2 separate regions of the Homo sapiens genome follow, and region 2 is linked to region 1. Evidence: chromatin loops called from intact Hi-C (ENCODE). Cell type or tissue: ovary. All regions are shown on one strand. Links, peaks and the distances in the headings refer to the core of each region. The heading gives the core; the rest is flanking DNA.

Region 1 (11,714 bases), core at 3,106-11,105:
TTCTCTGGTCTTCTCCCTCCCCTGGCCTCTGCCTGTCTTCTCCTTCCCTCTTCCCCAACTCCTGTGGGCAGAGGCCACGGTCCTGAGCTACGATGGCTCCATGTACATGAAGATCATGCTGCCTAACGCCATGCACACGGAGGCAGAGGATGTGTCCCTGCGTTTCATGTCCCAGCGGGCCTACGGACTCATGATGGCCACCACTTCCAGGGAGTCTGCCGACACCCTACGCCTGGAGCTGGATGGGGGGCAGATGAAGCTCACTGTCAACCTCGGTAACCACCCTGCCCTGTGCTTCCTGACCCCTCACCTGGCCTTGTCTCTGACCCACACCTGCCTCTGTCTGGAGAAGCTGGTGGTGGCACCAGCAAGAGGTGCCCTCAGCAGAGTTTGGAGGTGGGGAGGCGCCAGCCTGGGTCAGAGACCCTGAGAGCTCTGTCCCTGGTGAGGACGCACAGTGTAGGGCGACATTCCATGCTCGACGACACTGTGAGGGGCAAGACCCAGAGTATCTGGGGTATGCTAACTGTCCTCCCTGGTGACTCATGTGGATCTTGGTAGCATCTGTCCTGCACACACACAGATGACACAGCTCATTTTTGGTCAATGGCTCATCCACTTGCTCATTCATTGGTTCATTCATTTGAGAAGCACTTGCTGACGCCTAGTGGGTGCTAAGCCTGAGCTCAGTGTGGTGGCAGATACAGAGATGAGGAAGGCCTGGTCCATGCACGCAGCTGCCCCCCACTGCTCTGCTCAGTCTAAACAGCAGTCTGTGTGTTGGTGTGTGGAGGTGCATGTGTGTACACTGGACACACAGACGTGCCATCTTCCCGTTTCTAGTGCCATGAGCTTTCACATTTGAGCCTCATGGCTGTCCTGTGAAGACACTAGATCACCAAACAAGCATTACTGTCCCTGTTTTATAGATTATGAAATTCATGTATTGACTTGTTCAACATTACAAAACTAGTGAAGGCAGAGGGAGGAGCCAGGACTCAACCTGGGCCATTTGCCTTAAAATTCAGTGCTTTTCCCATTGCCTCGGACAGGGCTGCTGACCCTCCCCCTCAGGCCACTCATGCTGACTCATGTCTCCACCCATGCCCAGGGTTGAGAGCAGGCCTTGACTCCACTTCACCTGGTGGTCCCCGGGGTGTCCATGAGGGCCAGACCATGAGCCTGTTAGGTTCTTCTCACGGGCTTCAGCTCTCCTAGTCAGGGCAAAAAGAAAACAGCAGGTTCACTCATTCAGCTATTTATGGGACACCATATAAATGCTAGGTATGTTCAAGCCAGGGGCTACAGCAGTGAATAAGCAGTCCCCACCCCTTTGGAGCTTTCAGAGCAGGGGAACCCTGGGAATGAGAGGTCCTAAGCTGTTCAGGCTGAGGTCAAATCTGTCCATTTCAGACTGGCCTCTAGAAGCTTATAAAGGTGTAGCACCAGCCGTATAGGAAGCTTGCAGGTCATCAGGGTCACTTGTTGTATCCTGGACCTAGAGGGGAAGCAGGGCTCTTCTGAGCAGGTTAGAATCCTCGACTGGAGAGAATACAGAGCTTTGACCATTTTTTTTGTTTTTTGAGATGGAGTCTCGCTCTTTCACCCAGGTGGGAGTGCAGTGGCGTGATCTGGGCTCACTGCAACCTCTGCCTCCCGGGTTCATGTGATTCTCTGCCTCAGCCTCCCGAGTAGCTGGGATTACAGGCACCCGCCACCACGCCTGGCTAATTTTTGTATTTTTAGTAGAGATGGGGTTTCACCATCTTGGCCACGCTGGTCTTGATCTCCTGGCCTCGTGATCCACCCGCCTCGGCCTCCCAAAGTGCTGGGATTACAGGCATGAGCCACTGTGCCTGGCTGAACTTTGAACTTTTAAATACTCATCTGGAGTCTCATCCTAACATTGGTCTCCGGGGCATTTGTGGGACAGACTGTGGCCTTTGGGGAACCCATTGCCTTGTAAATGTATTTATACTATGTTCTTTCCTTTTCCCCTTTTGGCCACCTGGCCTTTGTATTCCTAGGACAAAGATTTGCTGAGAGAGGTGGGGACTGGAGGTGGGGAGATATGCAGGTGGCCAGGGCCTCAGAGTTGTTTGAAGGGTTCCCCTCAGCTCTGTTTCTAACCACGATCACAGCCTGTAGAGCGGGTGGTGTGCAGCAGCTCTGCAGGGGAAAGCAGGCTGGGAGACACTCTAGTCAATGCTCCACAAGTCTGCACAATGCTCCCTTGCATCCCTGAAACTGTCACAAGAGGATAGCCCCAGCCAAGGACCCCATAAGTGGCTCTGTACTTCCAAGTCTGCCCAGATTTGTGTATCCAGTGTGAGTTCCCCCCTACTTTGCCTGGGCATATGTGTGTTGTCTGCATCTAAACACATGTCTCTGTGCTTGCTGGGGACACAGCAGGAAAAATCTGGGGCCTTGGATCTGCAGGGAAGGCAGATGCATTTTGCTTATTTGGACTGTCCTAGGCCCCTGGGAAGAAGATTGTGTCTCTTAAGATTAGACAGGAAACAATGTCCTTGGTCAGGAAAACCTATCCTGTGGGCCCTTGGGACCCACCCTCTCCTCTCCATGGGCACACTTTTCTGTCTGTGCCACATAAGTGCTCAGAAGTCAGATAACAAGGTGGCCTCTTGGAAGACACATCATGTTAAGAATAGGCTTCCCAGACTGACAGATAACAGGACTCTCCTCCCACCCATTTCTTACTCCTGGCTGTGCCCCTGCCCCCATCTGTAGACATGTGTGTGCTGAGATGCCATCTCTAGCATGACTCCTGACAATCTGTGACCAAAGGCTTGGTGCAAATGCATCCGTCTACAGATTCCTCCTCTGTAGGCACTGTGGACACGCAGGTGGCCCCTACCCAGCCACCAAGCCTTGGGTTGGGATGGGAAGAGTTCTGGGCTCCGGGCCAGAAGACCTGGGGCCTAACTTTGGTATCTTTTACTGTTGGGTAAGTCATTTCCCATCTCTGAGTCTCTCTCTCTTTTTTTTAATCTTTAAAATGGAGATAAGAATCTTCACTCTGCCTACGTCTGTGGTGGTTTTGAGGCTCAGATGGAAGAATGGGAATGAAACCATTGAAACCATTGTGTAGATGCAAGACCCATAGTAGAGACCCACCCAGCCTTCTTGAAGGAAAACAAAACCATATTGGAATAGAGACTTGAGTTTGGAGCCAGGCCTGGGGGCCACTTCCACATAGCATGGACAGACTGGAGTTGTCCTCTACTAGGTGTGCCCATGGGGTCCCAGCTGTCAGTGCAGCTGATGGGAAAAGTGCAGTGTAAAGAATCTCTGAACCACAAGGCGTCACCTCCTTCAGCCTCCTGGCCCACGTGAATCACTTCAAGAGCCCCATTCCTGTCCCCCATTGCTTGCTCCCCAGGACTTGCAGGGCCTCACAGACCGGCAGCAACACCAAGGCCCCAGGCCTGGGCTGGACTCACTACTGGGGAAGAGAGAGAAGCCTGGTGAGGCTTGGTCTCTGGCCTCATGATCTTATCCTGTAGAGGGAAGCTATTGCTCCAGGAGGCAGCTCTGCAGCTCCACAGGCACTCAGTGGATTGAAACAGGCCCCAGGCTGGGCCTGAAGAGGGAGCGGAGGCTGCGGGTGACCACTAGGTGGGATCGCTTAGTGCTAGCCTCAAGAGATGGGATATTTGCTAGATAAGAGAGGGACAAAAAGGCACTGCTGCCTCTTTCCAGGCAGAGGATCCTAAGGAACTTATCGTGCCTCCTGCTGCAGCTTCCCAGCCCCCACTATGTTTGCAAACACTGAGCAAGTTCCTTGAGCTCTGCTGTCTGCAGCCCCTGAGTTGGGGAGTTGATCTCTGTCCCTAGAGGATGGTAGAGTCCCCTGGATTCTTTGCCCTATCCCAGCATGGCCTGGGCCCCTCCCTGGAGGGGAGGAGAGGACAGGCCAGGCTGGGCACTGTCCTCTACTAGGTGTGCCCCTGGGGTCCCAGCTGTCAGTGCAGCTGACCTGAAGGGTGTGGTGTAATTAAAGAATCTCTGAGCTGCAAGGGGGTTACCTCCTTCAGCATCCCTCCCCACCCCATGAATCACCCATACACTCCCTACCAGTGGGAGGCCTTCTACCTCCCACCTCCAAGATCCATTCTGATCATTGAGTGGTTCTTTCTTAGTGTCACCCTGCCCTTCTGAAATTCCCACTTATTGTGAAATTCCCACTTATTGTGAAATTCCCGTTAGTTCTGCCCCTTGGAATCAAACGGAGAAATCTAACTCCCGTTTGTGTTTTAAATCAGGCTAAATACACATTGTATCCCAAAGCCCTTTAATCCCTGGGGCCATGGGAGGGTACATTGCCTTTCCACCTGAGGCTGATCAGTAATTATCAGGGGGGCTGCTGGGAGCCAGCTCTGAAGGAGGGCTATGACAGAGTGCATGCTGCCACTCTGTGATGTCACTTCTGAGACAGATGCCTGGGAGCCTTGGGCCCACTGTCTCCAACCCACAGGGCCTGGGCGGGGAAGGAACCCAGGTGAGGCAGGGCTGGGAAGCCAGTGTTCTTTCCCCTGAGTTCCTTTCCATGCAGACTGCTTTGTCTTACCTCCCCAACACGTGTTCATACTACGACCCTGCTCTCTCTGTCCAGCCAGGGCCTTCGTGGGTCTGTGCCACGAAGACCACTCACTTCTGCCTATTCCCTGCACTTGAGGCACAGGTCACTAGTTAACAGGTTACTAGTTAGTGCCCCCTGAACTTTGGTGAATGTGTATGTTGAAGAGGCTGGGTTTCTCCTGCTCACTCTCAGTCTCTGGCTTTCTTCTGGATGGGGCTGGCTTCCCTCTGGGTGCCCATCTTCAAGTCGTTTGCTCTTGCAAACCCTACTGGAGCCTGTGTTTCTGAGGGTGGAGTCTCTGCAGGGGTGGGCCTGGAGCTGACACCTCTTCTCTGGACAGATGGACCCCCCATTCCTGGTGCTCCCTTGCTGGGGAAGGAGAAGAATCAAGCTCCTTCTTTGGGTCTTTTCCCCAGTAGGGGACCTGCTTGCCCATCCAGCCTCCCCTTTTTTCTTTTTTTGGACCCTTCATTGGTGAAGACTCTGCTGGCCCCGAGAGAGCCCCCGTGACCTGACTCCAGGGCCTGGCACCCTTCTACCCTCACCCTAACAGTCCTCCCCTTCCTCTTCTGTCCAGCCTCCCCTGTCCCCTCTGTGCAGCCGCTCCTTCCTCTGCTCCGTTTTCTTCCTCTTTTCTCTCTGCACTCTCTCTACCTCATTCCTCTCACTGAGACTTCTCACTTCCCTCTGTGTCTGCCTTTTGACCTTTTTCTGCTCCTCTGCTCCTCCCTTGGTGCCAGGCTGTGGCCCAGGGTCCTGGCTGCTCGCCTCCACTCTTCTGCTGCGGTTGACAACGCGTGTGGAGCTCAGCTGTACTGCCGAAGGGCCGTGGCCCTCAAAGCCACAGGGGCATCAGTTTACCTCCACTGCAGGAACCTTCAGGGGCCCAGGGGATGCAGCTGCCCACCCCCTTTGCTTCCTGGGCTGTGGGGTAGGCAGAGCCTATTTGGGGTGGAGCGACAGGAGGCCAGGGTATTGGGCCTGTCAATCGAGGGCCGGGAGACTGCCCCTCTCTGAAAGGCAAAGCCAACCCAGTGTCTACCTGCTGCCTACTTCCTGCTCAGGATCCTACTGTTATCCATTCCCTCAGCTCACATGGAGGGAAGCTGAGGCATGGAGAGAAGTGCTTTGCCCAGGGTCACACAGTGAGTTAGTGAGTGTTAGGGTGGAGATGAGGACCCAGCTCCCTTGCTTCCCAGTAAAGGATTTCTGCAGCTCCAGCCAGTCCCCTCCCTTGGGCTGCGTCAGGCTTGGCGTTTGATGGAGTGGTGCAGACATCCTAAAGGCCTTAAATCTGGACTTCATAGGACCCTGGTCCACTGTTCCCTCTGCAAGACCTGACTGGCTCCCACCTTTGGGTGGTGTGTCTAACCAGAGGGATGGCCAGAGGCTTCAGGGCCCTGGGCTGCTGGCTCTGTGTAGCCACACGGGGCCTTCCCAGTCCTGAAATCAGAGGATAGCAATGCCAGGACCGGACTGGGGCAGGGGCAGGAAACTTTGCTTATGGTGGCTGCTTGTCCCCAACTGCTTTGTGTTCTCAGAGAAATCATATTTTGGGGGCTGCACTGTCTCTATCTGTGAGGCCTTGGCTCCTCTGACTAGGAAAGCAGGTTAATACTAGGTCCTCTTCAGGGTGAAGGACTCCCATGATCTATCCCCAGTAGCAGCCTGGCATTTCCCAGGATTGGAAAGGGTGGAAGGAAGGTTCCTGTAGGGGTGGTACTAGCCACTGGGGCTTTGGGAGGTGTATGGCCTCGGGAAGGGGGCCCTGGGGCAGACCCCTCCATTTAGCTCAGAGCCCAGAGGGGAACAGGGAGTGACAAGTCACACCTGGGCTCTGAGGAGGGAGTCGTCCCAGAGCAGGGGATGCAGGGATTCTGGCTCTCCCCACCCATCTCCCTCCCAGAGACAGGGGAGATGTGGGGTTGGTCAAGCCCTCGGCCCCCATTGATCCCCTGTACGACTGGGATTCCCAAGGTGCCCGTCTCCCTCAGACACTAGAGGCCTGGTACCCTCTAAGAAGGGGGCCACAAGCCCTCTTCCCATCATCTGACTGCCCTGCCTTCCAGCTCTGGGGAGGGTTGGAGCCCTCTTGGGGGCAGGAGGGACAGGGGTCCAACTGAGGAAGGGAAGAGGGCACCTGGGCACGCGTGGTCCCCGGAAAGTGGCCCTGGGGGGAACCCCGCCCGCAGACACCCCTCCCTGTGAAGGATGTAAAAAAAAAAAAAACTTGTTTTACCTTTTTGTCTCCCCTTCCCCTCTGCCCGCCCCATGGCCCCCCCAGACTGCCTGCGCGTCGGCTGCGCACCCAGTAAGTGGCTTCCCTCTTCTTCTGCAGAGACCCAAGGGGACTGGGATGCTGGACGCTGGGATTTAGGGAGGGAGGCTGGGAGGAAGAGAAGCCGTGATTGCTGGCTCGAATGGGGGTTGGGCCTTGAGTGTGGGGAGGGGTGCAGGCAGGAGGGTGAGGTTGGGTGGTTGTGGAAGGCAGGAGGGACCAAATGAAGCAGAGCCAAGGAGAGCTGGGGGAGGGCCTGCAGTCAGGATGTTCACTGGGTCTAGGAAGGGAGAGACAAGGACACCCTTTACCCAAGTCAGCAGGAGGGTGGGGAGGAGGTAGAAATCAAGGGCTGGGGCAGAGTCTTGGGTAGCACCTGTGGTCCTATGGACTGGCAGGGAGGAGCCTGAGAGGGGCTGGAATACGCTGCTGCATCTCCAGAATTGGCCACAAGGGGGAAGGCGAGGGATGCAGGAAAGAGGATGAGGGTGGGAAGGGAGCCCTCTTCAGCTCCTGTGTTAGCTGGGGTGAGTTTCTGCCAAATGGGGGCTCCTTCTATGGTGACAGTGAGGGCTCTCAGCAGGGGTGAGATGGAGAGTGAGCAGGTGGACATCTCCAGACATCCCAGTGCGCCTGGGCTCAATGCTGTGTCTCAGGGTGTTTCTGCATGGTGTGGCTTGGGGTCACATGGGGGAGCACATGCACGTGGTAGGCCCAGGCAGAGAGACTGTGTGTGCTGGGCGCCCTGCTCTTCATGTGTGTGTGGCATGCTGTGTGCGTGCTGGAGCCCTCGGGGTGGGGGGGCAGGGATGACCAGAGAGTGCTGCAAAGTCCAGCAGCATTTGAAAGATAAGTATGTTTTGTTTTAGACTCTGGAAGCTGATAATCCTGGTCTTGAGTAAATGGCCATAGTTCCTAAGAAACAGAACCTTCCCCTCTCTGGCCATCCTGCATATTTATGGGCAGTACGTGTGGTGGCGTGACTTGGTGTGTGACGTTAACCAGGCATGTGTATGTAGAAAGGTCCCATCGGGTCCCATTGTAGATGGAGGAGCTGGTGTCTGTGTAACAGAGGCCGAAGCTGTGGGCTCGCATTTACATTTGGGTACTGTGTGAAGTTTTGAAAGTTTTAGGTCTGTGTTTACACCCTGGGAATATAGCTTCTGGCCACACTCACTGAAGGCCCTTAGGAATCTGGGGGAAGAGTATGTTGGTCATAGGTGTGGGTGTCTGTGTGCAGGGCCTCAGGGTACAACTCCAGAGGCACCATTCACTTAATATTCTATGTGCATGGCACCTCCTAAAGTCACACAAAGGGCAGTCCTGAGAGTGGATGTATGACTGGGGTATAAAAGCTCTGCGTGTGCATGGACTCCAGGTGTGATGGGAGGCTATAAGTGTGTGTACTTGTATTCATGGGTGTGTTGCGTGGCCAAATATGAGCCACTGGTCATGTATGTGTTCATGTGTGGCATGTGCGGGGATGGGGAGGCTGTCTGTGTATCCAAGGTGATATAGGAAGTCACCTATGAGCATGTATAGGTGCCCTCCTCATTCCCCCCTTGGTGCCGCAGGTAAAGGCCCCGAAACGCTGTTTGCGGGGCACAAGCTCAATGACAATGAGTGGCACACGGTGAGGGTGGTCCGGCGTGGCAAGAGCCTGCAGCTGTCTGTGGACAACGTGACTGTGGAGGGTAGGTGGTCTGGGCCCAGGGAGGTGGACACATCTCCAGTGACCTATGCTTGGCCCTGTTCTACTTGGTGACTACTGCCTGGGCTGCCATTCCTAGGGCAGTGTTCTGGCAAGCTGCCTCTGCCATTTCTCCTTCAGGGGTGGAATGTTATGGGCATCTGGACCCCAGGAACGATTTCAACTCCCTGTAGGCAGCATTCCCCTGGCAGCCTGTTGGCTCTTGACTGGCGAGTCCTGCCACTCCTCTTGGAGCTGTGCTGGCTGCTAGTGCCTAGCCGAGGACATCTCTAAAGATGTCACTCATGGGTGGCCCTCCTGTGGAGGGGAGGCTCCTGGGAACCCAAGCCCCAGCCCTGCCCCAAAGCCATCCCCCTCATCTTGGTCTCCTGTCCTGAGCAGGACAGATGGCAGGAGCCCATATGCGGCTGGAGTTCCACAACATTGAGACGGGCATCATGACGGAGCGGCGGTTTATCTCCGTGGTGCCCTCCAACTTCATCGGGCATCTGAGTGGGCTCGTGTTCAATGGCCAGCCCTACATGGACCAGTGCAAGGATGGTGACATCACCTACTGTGAGCTCAATGCTCGCTTTGGCCTGCGTGCCATCGTGGCCGATCCCGTCACCTTCAAGAGTCGCAGCAGCTACCTGGCACTCGCCACGCTCCAAGCCTATGCTTCCATGCACCTCTTCTTCCAGTTCAAGACCACGGCCCCTGATGGGCTTCTTCTGTTCAACTCGGGCAACGGCAATGACTTCATTGTCATCGAGCTGGTCAAGGGGTGAGGGGCTGGGGATTGCACTGCTGTCAAGGAGGTGGCCCCCTCCCCCTGCTGAACCACATACAGCTCTCCTGGCTACTGGCCGAGGTGTCCAATCCCCCCAGATCACAAGTCAAGATTCAGGTCCCCGACCGTAAGTCGAGAGGCTCCCTCTTCAGCCAAGATGGAGAAGCACACCCTCTTCCACTGCTGACTCCCCAGCTGCTTCCTTGCCAGAGTTCCCTGTTATATCTGTTCTCTGTCCACTGTCACCTTCTCTACAGGCAGAAGTCAGTCTTGCCCCTCCGTTGCCTTAGGGGACCCCACTCCAGAGCAGCCCAGTCCCTGCCTCCAGAGGACCCTGCTGACCCACAAACCTCTCCCCTCTAGCTCCTCTTCTGAGGTTGTGTCACAAGAGCCGGCTCCTTGGTGGCCCTCCTTCCTTACATTCTCCCCGTGACAGGACCTCACACCATAGCCCTCTTGCCATTGGTTTTGGTCGCTCTCCTCTGGGGTCTCCCTTTCAATCCCTCTTCCCATGGCACCTAGGACCCCTGCCAGCCATAGCTCCTCCTCACCCCACCTTCCCAGCATCACCCCCGCCCTGACCCAGTGTCTCCTCCCTACTGTGGGGCAGGTACATCCACTACGTGTTTGACCTGGGGAATGGCCCGTCCTTGATGAAGGGGAACTCAGACAAACCAGTCAATGACAACCAGTGGCACAACGTGGTGGTGTCCAGGGACCCAGGCAACGTGCACACGCTCAAGATTGACTCCCGCACTGTCACGCAGCACTCCAATGGCGCCCGAAACCTCGATCTCAAAGGTGGGGCTGGGGCCTCTGGAGAAGGCCTGGCCCTAGCCCAGATACCCCTCACCCCAGCGAGATCACCCCATTCCTGCGACGCTGCTTCCCTCGGTTCCCTGCCCCCAGTTTCCACCTCTCTTTCCCTGTCTCCACTATGTCCAGCCTGACATCTTCCTGTCCAAGTTCTGCTTGGCTCTCTTGTGAGTCTGCATGTCACCACTGAAAGCCTGGTTGCAGGATGCGTCTCACAGGGTGCTTGGTGGCCTCATTCCAGAGCTAGGAGTAGGTAACCCAGGCCCTCCAAGGACCTCCTGGGCCTCCAAGGTTGAGAAGCCTATGTTGGTTGAGGGCTGGAGTGAGAATAGGGAGCTTAGCATCCTCCTGGGTGAGGTAGACGCTATGGGGCAGAGGACGTAGCAGGAGCTAGAGTCCCCGAGTCACCTGTCTTGGGCATCGGCTGGGCTAGCTTGGGGACATTTTGGACCTAGGCTTCCCTGGTGTGCTCAGGGTCACATCAGGGTGCCACATTCCCCAGGGCCTCTTCAGTGGTCATTGAAGCAGTCATTGCCTGCCCCCAGAATGGGTGACTGAGAGATCAGGGAGGAGGAGGGTGAGCTAAGGCCTGAGCATTGGGACAGGAAAGATGCAGCTTCTCCAGAGCCTACTGAGGGCAATGTGATCTACTTTCTTGCACATGCCCAAAGCAGCCCTCAGCCCCATAGGAACCCCTGGGCATCAGCCTGCCTCATACTGTCAGAGCTTGGGGAGGGTCCTCAGAGACCATGGAATTAACTGCCCCACTCCCTCAGATCTGAGATCTGTCAGATCTCTTGACATAGTGCTGTGAATTCCCCTTGTTCTCAGAAGGGGGCGATGTGTCACAGAGAATCCAAAGTGGCCCCAAACCCCGGGGGTTATCTTGGCGGGTCTTGTGTTGTACTGAGCCCGTGGCCAGGGCAGCAGACTGACCAGTGTCTTGACTGAAGCTCGGCTGTGGGCTGGCTAGGGCTTCCAGGGATTCCAGGGAGTTAGGCTCTGTGGCAGGGGATCAGGTGTTGCGGAGGAGAACTTCCCAGAGTCCCAAGGCCAAGCCCTAGTTGTTGGGGGAAGGGAGCTGGGCTTTGAACTCCCTAGGAGAGAGCCCAAGAGTTGGGAAAGGCTTGAAGGAGTTCTGGGAATGGGAAACTTTGGGAGGGAGGGAATGGGGGTGGACGGGATTGGGCTGCGCATCTATGAAAGGCCCTGATTACGGGCCGGAACTGGAATCAAATGTGTGGGAGAGAGCACAGAGCAGGTTCCTCCAGCTGTCCCCCAGCCCCCACTCTCCCAGGCATCTGGGCTTCTCTGGGAGGGGAGCAGGCAGATGGCAAAGTGGAGAAGGAAGAAGTGTGTTGGGGGGGTGCGGGTTGTGCAGGTCTCTGGATCTCTGTTAGGGACCTGGAATCTGGGATGGAACGCAGAGAACCTGAGAAGGCTGGGAGGACCTGACAGCCAGATGCCATTGTCTTGGGATGGGAATGGGGACCTGGATGCCTTGGTTGACCCACTCCCTTTGCAGGGGAGTTGTACATTG
Region 2 (11,714 bases), core at 2,140-10,139, 270 kb after region 1:
TGGGTGTGCCATGGGGAGCCTTGAATTAAACACATATAACAATGCAGGACTCCTCAGAGCATTTAATGCGCTGAGGCCCTTGATGACTTTCCAAGAGGCAGCACAGTACACGGCTGATGACAACATTTTTGCTGAGCATCTATCATAAACTTCCAACCTCCTTGAGCTCCAAGGAACATAGCTTGCAAATGCTGCTGTGGGCAGCACCCCACTACCTGCCACTGAGAAACTGAGGTCCCATCTCTTAAGTCTCACTCCCACCCTCTGCTGGGGGCAGTGGGGAGCCAACCTGTCCTCCCCTTGCGGGGCTCTGCACACATTGCACACGTCTCCCTCTGGGGAAAGGGGTGCCAAGGAACTTCTGGGCCAGCTGAGCCAAAATACAGACTTGGAGTGTGAACTGGCCAAGTCACTGCCTCCTCCCTGAGGGTCCCTCCCTTTGGCACCCGCCACCTTATCTCCAGAGAGGCCACCGTGGCACAGAGCCCCAGGCTCCACAGGTGGCTACTGACCGTCACCCACCTCTGGGCCAAGTCCACTCTCTTTTTGTTTTCTTTTCTTTTCTTTTTTTTTTTTTTTTTTTTTTTTTTTGAGACAGAGTCTTGCTCTGCCCCCCAGGCTGGAGTGCAGTGGTGCAATCGCAGCTCACCGCAACCTCCACCCACTGGGCTCATGTGGTTTTCCTGCCTCAGCCTCCCAAGTAGCTGGGACTACAGGCGCGGGCCACCACTAAATCTTTGTATTTTTTTAGTAGAGATGGGGTTTCACCATGTTGGCCAGGCTGCTCTCGAACTCCTGACCTCAATTCATCCACCTGCCTCGGCCTCCCTAAATGTTGGGATTACAGGTGTGAGCCACCACACCCGGCCCCAAGTCCACTCTCATTCTTGCCCTGCCCCCTGTGGGCCACAGGACAGCCCTCTGTAGTAACCACTGAAGTCTGGTAAATGAACAACCTCAGCCCCTTGGAAGTCCCAAGAGATCCCAGCAGCTTCCCCTGCCTTGTCACCGCACCTGAAGAATGGTGGTGTGTGGTGGAAGGAGTACAGCCCTGCTCTGGGCCATCGGCTACCTGCATGTCCCCTCTGCTGGAGCCACAGGCCCCTCTGTTGGGCCAGTGTCCACATCCCACACCACAGCCAGGCCAGGCTTCTTTAGAAGCTCCCCATCACTGAGCCAACTTCCTCTGCCAGTTACACATATCACCCAGATGGGGTGATTTCTTACTGCAGAACACTTTGTTAATTGACACACCATTGAACTGAGCTGATGACTCCCGTGACTTGGTATCCTTAGTCCCTGATATGTTTTGGCTGTGTCCCCACCCAAATCTCATCTTGAATTGTAGTTTCCATAATCCCCACATGTAGTGGGAGGGACCTGGTGGGAGGTAATTGAATCATGGTGGTGGTTACCCCCATGCTATTCTCATAATAGTGAGTGAGTTCTCATGAGATTTGATGGTTCTATAAGGGGCTTTCCATCTTTGCTCATTCTTCTCTCTCCTGCTGCCCTGTGAAGAAGGACGTGTTTGCTTTCCCTTCTCTCATTATTGTAAGTTTCCTGAGGCCTCCCCAGCTCTGGGAACTGTGAGTCAATTAAACCTTTTTCCTTTGTAAATTACAGAGTCTCAGGTATGTCTTTATTAACAGTATGAGAACAGACTAATACAGTACCAATATCTTTTCCTGATTCACTCATGGCACCTGAAGATGGGAAGAAGTAGCACAGACACAGCTGTGATTTCCGGCCCCTCTATGAGCTGCATGCTGACCCTTGGACATGAAGATTCTCTCTCTTGGCTCTGGAAGGTGCCAAGAAATAAAATGATAAATGGAGATGCAGCCTGGCTAAAGGACAGTTCAGCAGTAGGGTGGACTTCAGGGTTGGTTCGATCCAGCAGCTCAGCTGTGTCCTCAGGACTTGACCTCTTCCCTCTCTCCTCTGTCATCCATAGCCTCAGCTGGACCCTGAGGTATGGTGTCCTTGGGGTGACAGGCTGGCTGCCAGCTGCCATTAGGGCTAGGTGCTTCCTCATCTGTGACCAGCAGAAATGGGTGAGCATCTATCCCAGCATCCCGTGCATTCCAGCAACTGACCTAGAGCAAGCTTGGAGGGACCAGAAAGCACAAGTGGGAGGAACAGGAGCTGGGTAAGCTACACACACTACACAAAATCACAGATCAAAGCCACTTGGTCCTGGGCCAGGCTCAGAGTCCATGCTCAAATATCAGCTACCACTTTTATTCTATGTAAGTCAATATTTGGGCTAATAATGAGCCCATCTTCCCTTGAAGCTAACAGTCTAAGGGATGGTGAGATGACATAAAAAGACACCTGGAGTCTCCACCAATGACTGGCCTCATCATCACATGCAAGACCTCCCCGTACCTTCTCCATCTGCAAAATGAGGGTTAAAATATCTCCTCACCAAACTCACAGGAGAAATCATGCTTTATAAATGCAGAGATGTTGGCCATGAGGCTTCTGATCCTTGCTACAGGCTTTCAGATCTTTATTCTGAGCATTGGCAACAACACGTTTCTGAGAACATCTCCTTTGGCAAATGGTAGGTCAGGCAGAGCTGCTTCAACAGAAGATGTTTTTGCTTTCAAAAAAAAAAAATTGTGTATGCCTTTTAATCCAAATGGCTGAATTGCTGATTCAATCAGCAAACATGGAACAGACTGAGAAAGTGCAGCGTGAGCTCCGAGACAGCAAAGAGGGCCATGAACTTCAAGGATGTTTATGGAGCGATTGCTGAAACCAGCTTTCTGAAGAGGTAAGTCTCCACCAGGCAACAGGGAGGCACGATGCGGGAGTGCCGTGGGATTTACGATGTTCATTAAGTCCATCAGCTTCCAACTCCCTCTGCAACCTGCATGTCCAGCTCGGCTACCCGGGGCACAAACAAGCTCTCCAGCTAAATTACCAAGATTCTTAGTGCCCGGCTGCACACCCACAGAGCACAGCCCACCTCAGCACCTGCCACCCCTGGGGATTCCAGGGCATGTTGAGTGTCTCCCACATGCTCAGGTCCAAGCCCACACCTGGCTTCCACCTGGCCCCATCCTCTCTGCATCCCCTGCTTCTGCTGGCCTCCAGTGTTCCCAGGCTGCCAGTCCTAGAGAGTCAAGGTTAGGCTAGGGTTGGGGCAGAAACACACGACTTTGTGCTGTCCCATAGCTGCACTGTTCTTTGTCACCCAGGCCAGAAGGGACACTGCCTGAGCCCAGAAGTTTGCTACCACTCCCAGAAACAGATCCCCAGGCCCCAGCCCAGCCGTCACTTCGCAGCATCCACCTCCACCATTCTTGCTGCCCCTTCCCCTCCCAGGGCACCTCTGCACCAAACGACTTCATTCTCCTCCTCCAGTTCTGAGAGATAAAACCAGCGGGCATGCCCGTTCCTGCAAACAGGACCAAGCCAACACAAGGCCCCCAGGCCCACAAAAAGCAGGCTCTGTTCCCAGTACAGATGCCTCAGGGACACCCTGCTATATCCATGTCAAACTTCCCTTTATTCATGAATAGAGATGGGAAGTGAGGCATCAGGTGTGCTCAAAAGCTTTGCTATCGGTTAAGAATTGCACCTGGCTACAAGCTACAGAGAATCAAAATAACAGTGGCTATAATAAGGGAGAGGTTAAATTTTGCTCTCATGTGAAAAGAAGTCTAGAGTTAGCCAGCCCAGGGTTGATACAGCAGGTCCACAGCCATCAGTGACCCAGGCTCATTCTATCTTGCTCTCTGCCATCATTAACATGAGGCTCCCATCCTTGGGGCTACCTCATGATCCCAAAATGGCTACTGCAGCTCCAGACATCACATCCACATTTCAGGCAGCAGAGAGTAGGAAGGGGCAAGGCAAAAGGACATGCCTCTCAGCTTAGCCTCCTTTGGAGAGCTTTCCCAGAAACCATACTCAATAACCTTTGCTTACATCTTATAGGCCTATTTCTGAAAGGCTAGGAAATGTGATATTATAAAAAGCCCATTGACACCCAACACTATAGCTTTTGTGTTGCTAAGGAAGCTAAGGAAGACAGGAGTATAGAAAATACCAGCCTTGGCCATACTTTTTTTTTTTTTTTTTTTTTTTTTGAGACAGAGTCTCGCTCTTCCGCCCAGGCTGGAGTGCAGTGGCACGATCTCGGCTCATTGCAACCTCCACCTCCCAAGTTCAAGTGATTCTCCTGCCTCAGCCTCCAGAGTAGCTGGGATTACAGGCATGCACCACTATGCCTGGCTAATTTTTGTATTTTTGGTAGAGACAGGATTACACATGTTAACCAGGCTGGTATGGAACACCTGGCCTCAAGCGATCCGCCCACCTTGGCCTCCCAAAATGCCAGGATTACAGGCATAAGCCACTGCACCTGGCCAGCCATACTTTCTACAGAGCTAATAAAACTAAGAGGATAGGGGCCCAAACTAATCTCCCTCCTGGATGCTTGTGGAGAATAATACAACAGTGATTATGACATCAAAAAAGAGGAGGCAAAGTGTCAGATGTTCTCAGCCCATTCTACACCTGGGATGCAGCACTGTTTTGTGGTGCTTACCTTAACAAATCTGCTATCATATTCCGCTGCTGACAGCCGGTGGTCTACTGGGACCTCAGCGTCTTCATCTCTTGAGTGTTCACACAATTGATTCCTCCTCACCCATCTTTCATTTGTGTTCTTTGCTTTTCTCCTTGAAACAGTTTAATTTCATGGGCTGCATGATGATGTTTTGGACAGTGTGGGACCATATATTCCATGGTGGTCCTATAGGATTATAATGGAGGCTGGGTGTGGTGGCTCACACCTATAGTCCTGGCACTTTGGGAAGCTGAGGTGGCCAGATCACTTCAGGCCAGGAGTTCGATACCAGCCTGGCTAACATGGTTGGGACTTGGGAGGCCAAAGCAGGAGGATTGCTTGAAGCGAGGAGTTTGACTACAGCCTGGGCAACATAGCAAGAGGTTGTCTGTATGCTTTTATTTTTTGAAAGAAAGGAAGGAAGGAAGGAAGGAAGGAAGGAAGGGAGGGAGGGAGGGAGGGAGGGAGGGAGGGAGGGAGGGAGGGAAAGAAAGAAAGAAAGAAAGAAAAGAAAAATAACAAAAATAAAAGATTATAAGGGAGCTGAAAAATTTTTCTCATCTAGTGATGTCATTCATAGCCATCATATCATCATAGTGCAATGTGCCACCTTTTCTATGATTAGATACATTTAGATACGCAAATACCATTCTATTCCAATTGCCTCTGCTACTCAGCACTTCCTGCCATACAGGCTTGTGGTGTGGGAGCAATCAGCTGTACCATCTAGCCTAGCTGTGTTGCGGGCTACCCATCCAGGTTTGTGTAAGTGCACTCTGATGTTCACACAGTGATGAAATCACCTAACAATGCATTTCTCAGAACGTGTCCCCATGGCTAAGTGACTCATGGCTGTATTCTGGAATCTTGTCATTCCAGACCACAGTCTTCACATTGAGGTACCAAGTTGTGGATCAGAATGGAAAGCTAGGCTATGATGAGGGACAGTGCGCTGTCACATGACTGACATGATTTATTTCACAAAGACAGCAAATGGAGCTGCCATGCCACCTCCAGCAAAGAGAGCCCGGGGCTGGCGTCTATGGAGCTCTAGGCTCTGCAGAGTCGGAGCGAGAACCAGATCCTTGGGGCAAAGAGAGCTAAAACGGATTGCAGAGGAAAGCGAACCACCACACATCTGCTAGAAAGAAATATCTCTTAGGCAGGAGATAACCTTGAGAGGCAGCATAACCGCTCAACCACTGTGGTTAAGGGCTTAGTTCTCAAGTAGGGAGGCCCAGGCTCTAGGGCCAATGCCTGTGGATGCCTTTGTGTGACCTTGGACAATTTACTTTCTCTCTCCAAGCCTCATTTTCTTCATCCACAACATGGAAACAATTGCAGATGATGATAATGTAGAACCTGTTCATGAAAGGAAATTATAGACAGTGCTGGGCCCGGTGCCTGGCTCCTGGTACAGAGAAGGATTCAGTAATAACATTGGCCATGACTATTAACAACAGCAGCAGCAGGGATCCTATGTGTGACCTTCTACCTGTGTGGCACAGGGCCTGGCACATCATGAGGCTCAATAAATGGGCTCAACGTCATCGCTACTCTTGTTGTTATTAAAGGAAATAGCCAGAAAGTGCTTCCTCTTTCCACAGGCAACCACGGACACTTTCTCTGGACTTGACTCACTCAGGCAAGAAGAACCTTCCGGGCTGAGCTTCCAAGCCCCAGCCAGGGGAGATGCAGGGCACGGAAGACCCCGCTGAGGCAGATTGGAGAGCTCGGAGCTGCAGAGTCTGTTTGGCATCTGCAACTCTCTCGGTGGAGAAACGCCTGCCCCCGCTAAGCAGTCAGTGCCTGCCTGGTCTCACTGGCTCCCAGGCAGCTTCTCCCCACCTCCCCTCTGTGTCCAGTGTGCTCCCGGCAGCCTGCCTTATGACAGGTCTACAGGGACATCTGTTGGTGAGCAGGCCCTGCCAGATACCTGTTGACCCCCGCTGGGCAGGAAAAATAACACAGAGAGGCTCTGAGGACCTGTGAATGGTGTGGTGGGAGTGGGGGACATAGCAGACACCCCTTACTCTGTAGAATACCAGCTTTCCACTAAAGTGGGTGATGGCAGGGAATTCTGGCAGAGAATACTGGTTTCTGAGAGCTCCTAGTATAAAATTGGATCTGTGTCCCTATGGAAAATTCCACATTACAGCAAGTGTGGCCCAGGGAGGGAGAAAGCCTCAGCTGGGCATCACGGGAATTGGTTTTGCCAGTCGGCAGCCCTGTGGCTCTGGCTAAGTCCCTTCCCCTCTGTGCCTCGGTCTCCCCATTAGGAAAGTTCAGGAGGTTCATGAGATGAGATCTGTGGCTCCATAGCTTGAATATACACCATGGAAGGTTGCTTTTTGGTTGTTTTTGAGACAGAGTCTTGCTCTGCCACCCAGGCTGAAGTGCAGTGGTACAATCATAGTGCACTGTAACTTTGAACTCCTGGCCTCAAGCAATCCTCCTGCCTCAGCCTCCCAAAGTACTGGGATTACAGGAATGAGTCACTGCACATGACCCTGGGAAGCTTTTTAAAAAGCAGATTCCCAGACTGCACTCCCTGAAATTCTGATTCAGCCGGTTACAGGGGGCCCAGAAACCTGCCTGAGGCTCCTCCCAGAGGACCCCACTCCCTGGCTGCCTCTCAACCTGCAGTTTCAGGCATCCCAGGGTGTCCCACTGTCTCCCAGGCCCCAGGGAGAATCAGAAAGAGTGGGGGCACCGCAGGGAGCAGGCAGGAGGGAGGGGTCACAGAGGCCCTGGCCTGGTGACTGCTGTCTTCAAACCGCCCAGAGCAAACCCACAGAGCTGGCCCGCGCCCCGCCCACCTTCGGTCCAGTGTTATGGGGGAAGCTGTCAGACGCCAGCATCAGTGTGAGGTGCACTTATGGAAACTGCCCTCCCTGACTTTCCCGCTGAAAAGTCCTTAGCTCTGAGGTTTTCAGGAATCTGAAAGGAAAGGCTTCTTTCCATGAAAATGTGCTGAAAGACCACTTCACACCTGCACCTACGCGCCGTCCTGTGGGAGCCAGCCTGAGTCGGCCTGGCTTGAATGGCAACAACCTCCATGCCTCACTCATCCCAGGGGCCCTCCTGCCCTCTGCCTAGGAGGTGTTCCAAGTGCTTGGCATGCATTACTTGACCTTATCTTTGCAATGCCACGAGGCGGCCAACATTATTGCCTCATTTCGTGGATAAGGTTACTAAGGCACAGAGAGGGTCGGTAATTTGCCCAAGGTCACTTAGCTAGGAATTGATGGAGATGGGTTTCACACTCCTTCAGGGAAACTCCTGAAGCTAAGCTTTGAGACCCGCTTCATCTTCTAGCTTAGAGATATAGTCACTACTATTTTCAGCAGAGCCCTTTCCAAACAGAATCTTATATTTGACCCCAGCATAAGAAACACATCAAAGCAAAGCCACTCTGGTTGAAGCGGAGGGACTATCCAGCCATCCAGCCTCCCCTTACCCTGCTCATGGAGACCTCCTCAGAGCACCAGGGTTCTGCAGAACTGAATCTAAGAGTCAATAAAGAAGCCATGGCTCAGAGAGGGAGTGTGCCTTGCCCAAGGCCACACAGCCTGCAGGTGGCAGAGCTGTTGTGACACATGCAGCATCCAGAGAAACACGGGATGTGCAGGGCAGCCTGAGAAAGGGGCCCTGCACACCTGGCCAGCCCACCCTGAGCACCTAGATGGGGAGAGGAGAGCAGTGATGGTCTGGGTTGACCCCAGGCAGGGGGCTTAACTGGGGTTGCTAGGGAATGGCTGAATCTACAAGTATATTCACTTGTTCACTCAACAAACATCGCCAGAGTACCTACTATGTGCCAGGGATGATGTGGCACCAAGGATACAATGGTGAATGATGAGGACAGTCTCGTCCCTCCCCGCCATGCTCATATCCCAGGCAGAGAGACTGATAATTAAACAATGACAACAGGCCAGGTGTGGTAGCTTATGCCTGTAATCCCAGCACTTTGGGAGCCCGAGGTGGGTGGATCACCTGAGGTTAGGAGTTCGAGACCAGCCTGGCCAACATGGTGAAACCCCATCTCTACTAAAAACACAAAAATTAGCTGGGCGTGGTGGTGGACACCTGTAGTCCCAGCTACCTGGGAGACTGAGGCAGAAGAATCGCTTGAACCTGGGAGGCGGAGGTTGCCATGAGCTGAGATCATGCCACTGCACTCCCGCCTGGGCGTCAGAGCGAGACCTTGTCTCCAAAAAAAGAAAAGACAATGACAGCAACACACAGGGACGGCTGCTTCGGTGGGAACTGCTGCCTACTGACGGCACAAAGAGTCGGGGCTTGTAGGCTAGTGGAGGGGTCAGGAGGGGCTGCTCTGAGAAATAAAGCCATCCGAGCATTGACGGATGACATGGCATCAGCCTGGCCAAGAGAAGGGGAAAGCGTGCCCCACAGAGGGAACAGCAAGTGCAAAGGATGAGCACAATGCATTTGAGGACCTGGAAGAGGTTTGATTTGGCCAGAGCAGAGCCCATGGCAGGAGATGGTGAGAAAGGGGACTGGAAAGGTAACAGGGGCCAGGCTGCATGAGTCATGGAAAGAGGCGTGGGCTTTATCCTACAGAAGTTGAAAGATTAGATATGTGTTGCTCTCATTGTTTTAACTCCCCTGGCTTCTATATGGAGGACCGTATGGAGGAGGGGTGGGAGATGCTGGGACATCGTTCGTAGGGAATCGTGGTGTCCAGAGAAGACATGATGGTGATTTGATGTGATGATCACGGGAAGGAGAAGAAGGGACGGTCTGCCAACATCCATCCCTTTCTCCACCTCCTCTGCATCGGGGGAGGGAGGTGAGGAGGGTAGGTGACAAGTCTGGCCAATGACACGGTCAGCAGTGATGTACATCACTTCCAGAATATCCCCACACTCTCCTTCACCCCCATCTCCCTGGGATGGTAATGCTCCCAGGGTAAGCCTGGGAGCCTCGGGCCAAGTCCCTAGAGCCTGGGTCCAAGAGCCCCTGGTTCCCTTTGCCCCACTGGGCTGCAGCAGGAGGGACCTACCACGCCTCTCTGCCCTGAGACAAAGACCAGTCCCCTCTCCAGTAAAAATCCTTATCTCTGGAGAAGGAAGCAGGATGAATGGGGAGGAATCTACAACCACTCCCACATTAATAATGTTCATGCATGCGTACATGCCTGATCGTTCTTTGAGCTCTTCATCTGTTTTTTTTTTTCTTTTTTCTCTATTTCCCCCTTTTCCTTAAACCACGGCCCATTCAAACAGGCAGTACTTGCCTTAGGCGAGGCAGGTGTTAGGTAAAAACACCTGTGGGTGCCGGGCACGGTGGCTCATGCCTGTCATCCCAGCACTTTGGGAGACCGAGGCGAGCGGATCACGAGGTCAGGAGATAGAGACCATCCTGGCCAACATGGTGAAACCTCGTCTCTACTAAAATACAAAAAGTTAGCCCGACATGGTGGTGTGCACCTGTAGTCCCAGCTATTCGGGAGGCTGAGGCAGGGGAATCGCTTGAACCCGGGAGGCAGAGGTCACAGTAAGCCGAGATCATGCCACTGCACTCCAGCCTGGCAACAGAGTGAGACACAGTAAAAAACAAACAAAAAAAAAAAACAAAAAAACTAAACAAACAAACAAAAAACACCGATGGGTCTTCTTAACTTTTGTCCTCCAAAATCCTTTGTCTTGGAGAAAAAAGGAGAGCCAGCCTTGGGCATCCTGAGAGCAGAGATTCCTGCCTCTACTCACAGCAGCCTGCCAAGAGAAAGCCTAGGCCCCAGGGAGGAACCGTGCTGGGGCCTCTCAAAAGGGGGCCCACTAGTGGCTCACCCAGGGTCTCCTGCCCTGAGCGCGCCATGGAAGGATCTTGTGGGCTTTAAGGACTGGAGTGTGGACGTGTCAGAAGTTCCTGTGTGCACCCATGATGGGGGCCCTCCTGGCCCCTACTTGCTGCTCTGGTCCCTCAGAGGTCTCTGCCGCTGTGACAGGACCCTGAGCAGGGTAGGAAGTTCACCAGGAAAATTGGAAGCTACTTTTTCTCTGCCAGTTCAGCCAAGGTCTTGATGTCAGAAACACTGCTGAGTGGTTAAAAACAAGTGGTGGGAGGCGGTGGCTTACACCTGCAATCCCAGCACTTTGGGAGGCCGAAGCGGGCAGATCACTTGAGGTCAGGAGTTTGAGACCAGCCTGGCCAACATAGTGAAAGCTCGTCTCTACTAAAAATACAAAAATTAGCTGGGTGTGGTGGTGCACACTTGTAATTCCAGCTACTTGAGAGGCTGAGGCAGGAGGATCACTTGAACCCAGGAGGCGGAGGTTACAGTGAGCTGAGATTGTGCCACTGCACTCCAGCCTAGGCAACAGAGTAAGACTCCATCTCAAAAAAAAAAAAAAAAGTGATTTTTCTTGCACACCTGAGTCAGTGCCCTGAGCTTCTTACACTTTACACAACAGTTATTAGGGATACCCTCCCCCAGTGACATCTGAGGGCAGCTGCGGAGGGCAGAGTCTTCCCCACAGCAGAGCCGGAGCACCCCTTCTGGGAAGGCTCAGCTTTGGGGAGGAAGGGCTTCCCTTTCCAAGCAGGCCAGGGACTCCCCACACACATCCCAGGCTGCGTCTGCCCTGGAGATGAAGTCACAAGCCAGCCTCAGGGTTACCTCCGGGCTCCAGTCCCCCCAGCCTAGTCCTGCGGTGCTTCTCCCCACAGCCCTTCTTTCCCCACTCACAGGCAAAGCAAGATCCCTGGAGATTCCAGTTCCCGCCTGGCCCTGGTTCTGTCACCGCTCCCCTGACAGCCCCTACATGCCCACAGCGTCAACCAGCACATCACTTCACGGCCAGCGGCCGCCCCGTGCCTGCCCGCGGCTCCCCTCTGCAGCCTCCAGGCCGGCCCCACCCAGTGCGGAGAGTCAGGCCTTCCTGGCCGGGTCTGAATCCCGCATCCCCCGGCTACAATACAGTCCCAGTAGGCAACAGGGTCCCCGTGGAGGGGAATCAACTGAAGAACGAAGTGTTTACTTCAGAGCTTCTACCACGGCGCTGTGTGCTTCCCTCAGAGAGCGACACACTCACACACACTCTCACACTCACGCTCACACACTCACACCCACATACACACACACGCTCACACCCGCACACGTTCA

Evidence for each region. Hi-C counts contacts between places; a loop is a spot of excess contacts. Peaks named below come from ENCODE experiments on the same cell type or tissue, not always from the same donor. Only the 100,000 strongest peaks of a DNase experiment are listed, where the experiment ranks them.
Region 2: a loop joins it to region 1, with 2.0 times the contacts of the local background. A loop is called at or near these places in 6 of 110 quality-filtered maps.

Annotation. Positions count from the first base shown.
Region 1 is chr11:64,648,893-64,660,606 of GRCh38, reverse strand. It overlaps NRXN2 (neurexin 2), which reads left to right. Exons shown (of 23, transcript NM_015080.4): 11 at 72-275; 12 at 6,885-6,911; 13 at 8,453-8,572; 14 at 8,971-9,352; 15 at 9,969-10,159; 16 at 11,700-11,714. Among named protein-coding and RNA genes, the nearest start is that of NRXN2-AS1, 11 kb to the right of the region's middle. RefSeq lists enhancers at 2,929-3,428, 3,429-3,930, 5,421-5,580, 6,542-7,042, 8,385-8,884 and 3 more. In ovary, for the core only: CTCF peaks have their summits at 7,340 (motif pointing right) and 11,003 (motif pointing right); DNase peaks (open chromatin) are centred at 7,336 and 7,569.
Region 2 is chr11:64,380,216-64,391,929 of GRCh38, reverse strand. It overlaps LOC124902688 (a long non-coding RNA gene), which reads right to left and starts at 4,823. Exons shown (of 2, transcript XR_007062718.1): 1 at 4,565-4,823; 2 at 1,617-1,804. In ovary, for the core only: no CTCF peak of the experiment used is centred there; no DNase peak of the experiment used is centred there.